2 separate regions of the Homo sapiens genome follow, and region 2 is linked to region 1. Evidence: read pairs that join two places in POLR2A ChIA-PET (ENCODE). Cell type or tissue: PC-9. All regions are shown on one strand. Links, peaks and the distances in the headings refer to the core of each region. The heading gives the core; the rest is flanking DNA. Region 1 overlaps FGD4 (FYVE, RhoGEF and PH domain containing 4). Region 2 overlaps FGD4 (FYVE, RhoGEF and PH domain containing 4).

Region 1 (2,819 bases), core at 221-2,720:
TGTATTCACTGATATTAAAGCTCAAAACTATTATGAATCTTAGGCTCTGGCGAAAAAATGTGATCGTTTAAAAATTCGGCATTTATCTTATCCTGTGGAATGGGCAACTTCTCAGGCCCATTTGTCACCACCAACAAAGCAGTAACACGAGGTGTTTTAATAAATCTGTTGCCCAGTCTCTTCCATATTGCTATGCTTAGCTGTAAAAGAAGGGACCAAGAAATGGGTGTTAAGCTGAATTGGAAACAATTTTCAGATAAAGCACAGCAGTCTGCGAACCTCCTCCAGCTCAAGATGGTGTCAACTAGAATTGCCTTTTGTAAGCAGGCAGAAAGAGACACATGTACTTGATTGTGGTTTCTCTTTACTCCCACTTTCCACTCTGGTCATCCCTGTAGACACAGAGTAATTTGTGTACTGTAAATAGCTAGATCTTTCTGTAATCTTTATTTGTTTCTTTGTTTGTTTTTTGAGATGGAGTCTCACACTGTCGCCCAGGCTGGAGTGCAGTGGCTCAATCTCGGCTCACTGCAACCTCCACCTCCTAGGTTCAAGCGATTCTCCTGCTTCAGCCTCCTGAGTAGCTGGGATTACAGGCGCCCGCCGCCATGCCCGACTAATTTTTGCATTTTTTTTTTTTTTTTTTTTTTTTTGTAGTAGAGACAATGTTTCACCATGTTGGCTAGGCTTCTCTCGAACTCCTGACCTCAGGTGATCCGCCTGCCTTGGCCTCTCAAAGTGCTGGGATTACAGGCGTGAACCACCACTCTCGGCTTTAACCAACATTCTTAGTTGAACACAGCAGAAAGGGAAACCTCCATTAGTACATGGAACTCGGGCAGTAGTGAGGGCAAATATGAGGGAGAGCTGCCTTCCTGTTGCAGTGGTAAGTTCAGTCTCTACCTAAGAAAACAGCATGCCAAGGTACAGCAGAGCACACTGGCCAGCTCCAATGCAAGAGTCATCATGGAGTGTACCTTTTTTTTTTTTGACAGAGTTTCGCTCTTGTTGCCTAGGCTGGAGTGCAATGGCGCGATCTTGGCTCACCGCAACCTCCACCTCCTGGGTTCAAGCGATTCTCCTACCTCAGCCTCTTGAGTAGCTGGGATTACAGGCATGCGCCACCACGCCTGGCTAATTTTTTTTTTTTTTTTTTTTTGTATTTTTAGTAGAGACAGGGTTTCTCCATGTTGGTCAGGCTGGTCTCAAACTCCCTACCTCAGGTGATCCACCCGCCTCGGCCTCCCAAAGTGCTGGGATTACAAGCATGAGCCACTGCACCTGGCCGGAGTATGCACTTTTAACATGTCTATGCAGGGACACATGTCCTCTAACAACAAATGGCCATCCCGAGAGTGGTGGAGCAGAGTGTTGGACCTCTGGAGCCCAAATTTTTATTGTAGCAATACACAGTCTTCTTATAACAGGCACTGTGGCCATGGGTCTTATCAGCTCCTATTCAAAATTGGAATTAGGACAAGTATAGCAGGTTGTGTTCTAACAGAATTCTAACTTTTAAGGTGCCACAGACAATAATATTCTTTAGAAATCTTAGTGTTATCCTTTTTATCCTTTCAGGGTAGCAAACAAAAGGCACTCAGTAAATAATTATGGAGTATAATTTGGGGAAAACAAAATATTTCTAGTCTGAAAATTATTGTTTTAAAAATTATTTTTGTCTTGAGAGGCTGTACATTTCTGTCAACTGCGTGGCCACATTGTTGATATGCTTAAGAAAGATAACAGTCAAAGTTGCCTTTTTACACTTTGTATTTGTGCTCATCCAACCATGAGACCTTTAAAAATATTGAATATCTGTAGTTATCTCCCTTCAAGTCTTATTTTGAGTTTATATTACCTTTGAACTCAAAAGATCTCAAGCCATTTGCTTTACCTGACAGTATGACATTCTTTAATTTTAGGTAGCATTGTATGATGAGTCTCAAATATTGGCAGCCTATAATGCATATAAGTTAGTGATCCTAGTAAATGTAAATAAAATAATAAACAGAAACATGCTGGGCATGGTGGCTTATGCCTGTAATTCCGTAACTTTGGGAGGCTGAGGCAGGAGGATTGCTTCACACCAGGAGTTAGAGACCAGCTTGGGCAACAGAAACCCCAATTTTTAAAAAATCAGCTGAACGTGGTGGTGCATGCCTGTAGTCACAGCTACTCAGGAGGCTGAGGTGGGAGGATCACTTGAGCTCAGATTGAGGCTGCAGTGAGTTGTGAGTGCACCTCAGTCTAGGTGGCAGAGTGAGGTCCTGTCTCAAAAACATAATGATAAATGAAAATAATAACAGAAACATTCAGTCAATAACTGGGATTTTTTTTTACTGTTACTATTTTTTATCAAGACAAACATCTGGAGAGTTCTACAATTCCAGATGCTTACCAATCTGCTTCTGGGTTGTGAAAAAATTATTTGGGTATGTATAGCTTTTAACTTTTTTTTTGTTTGTTTTAACTGAATATTGAGGATTTTGGTAGAATAACTTTGAATGTTTTGGATTTTAGATTTAAATGGAAATATCAAATTTTATATAGGTTGGGCTCTAGATATTTCCATATTGTCAGAATTTAGAAAACATCTTTTATGAAATAGAAACTAAGAATTTTGGCAAACAGAGAAAGTTGCCCAAGGTCTCCAGAATTCATTTGTTTGACAAATACATATTGAGCATCTACCCTGTGACAGGTGGTATTCCTGGGATTTGTCAGGAGCACAATTGCTGCCTTCCTGGAGCTTACATTCTAACCAGGGAAAACTGACAATAAACAATAAAAAAAGTAAGTAAATAATGTAGTTTGTTAGA
Region 2 (2,819 bases), core at 144-2,643, 120 kb before region 1:
GTAGCTGGGATTACAGGCACCTGCCATCATTTTTGTATTTTTGTAGAGACGGGGTTTCACCATGTTGGCCAGGCTGGTCTTGAACTCCTGACCTCAGGTGATCCGCCCACCTCGGCCTCCCAAAGTGCTGGGATTATAAGCATGAGCCACCGCACCTGGCCTAAAAGTGCATTTTTTTAATGTAGCTTTCAAAAGTACATGTTTTATGTAACGAAGCATCCTCTAATTCTAGCTATTGAAGTTAGCCATATCACTGTTAATTGTTGCTTTGAGACAAAGTTACATCTTTAAAATTTTGTATCATGGGATGCAATGAAACATCCTTCTGTAAAGCAAAGGGATTGACTACCTGATAATATATTTACTTATTTATTTATTTATTTATTATTATTATTTTTTGAGACGGAGTCTTGCTCTGTCGCCAGGCTGGAGTGCAGTGGCGTGATCTTGGCTCACTGCGACCTCCGCCTTCTGGGTTCAAGCGATTCTTCTGCCTCAGCCTCCCGAGTAGCTAGGACTACAGGCATGCACCACCACGCCCAGCTAATTTTTGTATTTTTAGTAGAGATGGGGTTTCACCATGATAGCCAGGATGGTCTTGATCTCCTGACCTCGTGATCCGCCCGCCTCAGCCTCCCAAAGTGCTGGGATTACAGGCATGAACCACTGTGCCCGGCCTGATAATATATTTAAACCTGAATTGCACAACAAGCTGGGCCTTCCCCTTGATTTTCTAAGTTCCTCACAGACCCTGTCTGTTCCTAGCTCTTTTATGATGTTCTAAAACTTTGTCGCTGCTTATAAAATGGAGGAGAGACTTACTGGTAATTTGTTCTGTGTGAGTTTGCATTAGATGCTTCTAATTCATAGAAAAGTTGATTATCCTGTGATTGGAGAACGAAGACTCAGGTGAGCAGTAATAGTTTTAAATACAGTTTTTTACAGCTAGAATATTGAAAATAGTTTCTTTCTCCCTTCAAGTTGGATAAATTTTGTACACACGAAAAATAAGTTTGAATTTGTAGGCTAAATTCATTTCTTAGCTCCTTAGAAATGTTAGGCCTTTTCAAAGAGGAAAGCCTTAATTACACTGTATTCCTCAGGAAGGTTATTTCCTTCATGTAAATTATGACTTTTGTGATTCCAGTAGCTCTGTGATTTCTTCATGAATGTCATTAACTTAATTGCCTTCTCATTGCTTTATGCTAGAAAAATGGGAATGTGCTTTAAACTTTTGTAGATATTGACATTTAGAACATGGTTAACTTGTTAACAAGGTACACATTTATTCTGATGCAAAAATCTACACAATGTGTTGAGGCACCATATGATGTTTTGACCAGATTTTGTCAGTGTGCTATATATGAGTCAGAGGATTGAATAAGATGAAAAAAATCAAATATAGTGGTGAATGATACAAATTTCTTTTCTGAGAGGAGCAGCTTCGCTTCATTTCTTTTCTTTCCTTCTTTTCTTTTTTTTTTCTTTTCTTTTCTTTCTTTTTTTTGCCCAGGCTGGAGTGCAGTGGCACAGTCTTGGCTCACCGCTACCTCTGCCTCCCGGGTTCAAGTGATTCTCCTGTCTCAGCCTCCCGAGTAGCTGGGATTACAGGCATGCGCCACCACGCCTGGCTAATTTTGTATTTTTAATAGAGATGGAGTTTCTCCATGTTTGTCAGGCTGGTCTCGAACTCCCGACTTCAGGTGATCCGCCCACCTTGGCCTCCCAAAGTGCTGGGATTGATTACAGGTGTGAGCCACCGTGCCTGGCCACTTCATTTCTTTAAAGTGAAATGAAACTAGTTGAGAGATCTAGCTCAGGAGTTAGACAGGCCTGGGTTCAAATGCTGCCTCTGCTAATTCACAGATTTGGGTGAGTCAGTTTCTCTCAGGCTGTTTATTTATAAAATCAGGATAATCAAAGGTCTCATTTCAGAAGTTATGAAGGATTAAATAGAGTAATGCTCATAAAATGATATATTTACATATTCAGTACTCAATAAATGCTAGCTACAATTAAAAAAGTGTGTGTGTGTGTGTGTGTTTTAAATGACTAAGTTGGAATTGGCCTTTTTTTTGTGGTTTCCATCATTCGAACTTATTTTATTGATACTCATTAGCGAATATAATTTTGTTGATTTTTTTGGTGCATTATGACACTTTTTGTTAGTGATTACACAATGTTGATCATTTATTTATTTATTGTACTAAATACTGCAACCTCTGAATTGCCAATTTTTACATGGTATTTCTGGCAGTGATGGGTGGCCCCGCTTTCTGATTACATAAAATGGTCCATCTAGTCCATGGTTTTCATATTCCTTTGTAATTCTACTTACTGCTTTAAAATTCATTCAAATAAAAAGATCTAAGTTACTTGCAGTGAGTGAGTGCCCAAATGCAACAGCAAGGAGAGCTGAGAACATAACTAACCAATACTTTCGTGTTCAAAGAATAAATACTCTGAAACAGTGGGACAGAAGCTTGCTCCTTAGGGACTTTCTCAAAGTACCCTTGGTGGACATAAGGTTATCCTCACTCAACGGAAGGACATATCTGCTGTCGGGGGAGGACACAGAATGACGATTTCATTTACCTAGGATATTTTCCTTCTGTAAATGTCTGGAACAAGTTGTCACTGGACACCGTGATGTACAGTGTAGCCCTCCTATTAGAATAAATAAATTATGTGGTTGGACTGGAATGCTACAGGCACACTATGACTGGAAGTGGAAGGAGAGAGAATGTTTATTTAAAATACAGCACACATAAATAATAAATAAAAGTTTAAAACTTAATCAGCAACAGCAACAGGACCAG

The links. ChIA-PET counts read pairs that join two places held together with the same protein. Peaks named below come from ENCODE experiments on the same cell type or tissue, not always from the same donor. Only the 100,000 strongest peaks of a DNase experiment are listed, where the experiment ranks them.
Region 2: POLR2A ChIA-PET joins it to region 1 with 5 read pairs; 2 of 35 experiments call an interaction of 5 or more read pairs at or near these places.

Annotation. Positions count from the first base shown.
Region 1 is chr12:32,551,807-32,554,625 of GRCh38, forward strand. The region is part of intron 1 of FGD4 (FYVE, RhoGEF and PH domain containing 4); the gene reads left to right. Among named protein-coding and RNA genes, the nearest start is that of DNM1L, 130 kb to the right of the region's middle. In PC-9, for the core only: no CTCF peak of the experiment used is centred there; no DNase peak of the experiment used is centred there.
Region 2 is chr12:32,433,476-32,436,294 of GRCh38, forward strand. The region is part of intron 1 of FGD4 (FYVE, RhoGEF and PH domain containing 4); the gene reads left to right. Among named protein-coding and RNA genes, the nearest start is that of FGD4, 35 kb to the left of the region's middle. In PC-9, for the core only: no CTCF peak of the experiment used is centred there; no DNase peak of the experiment used is centred there; H3K27ac peaks cover 506 bases.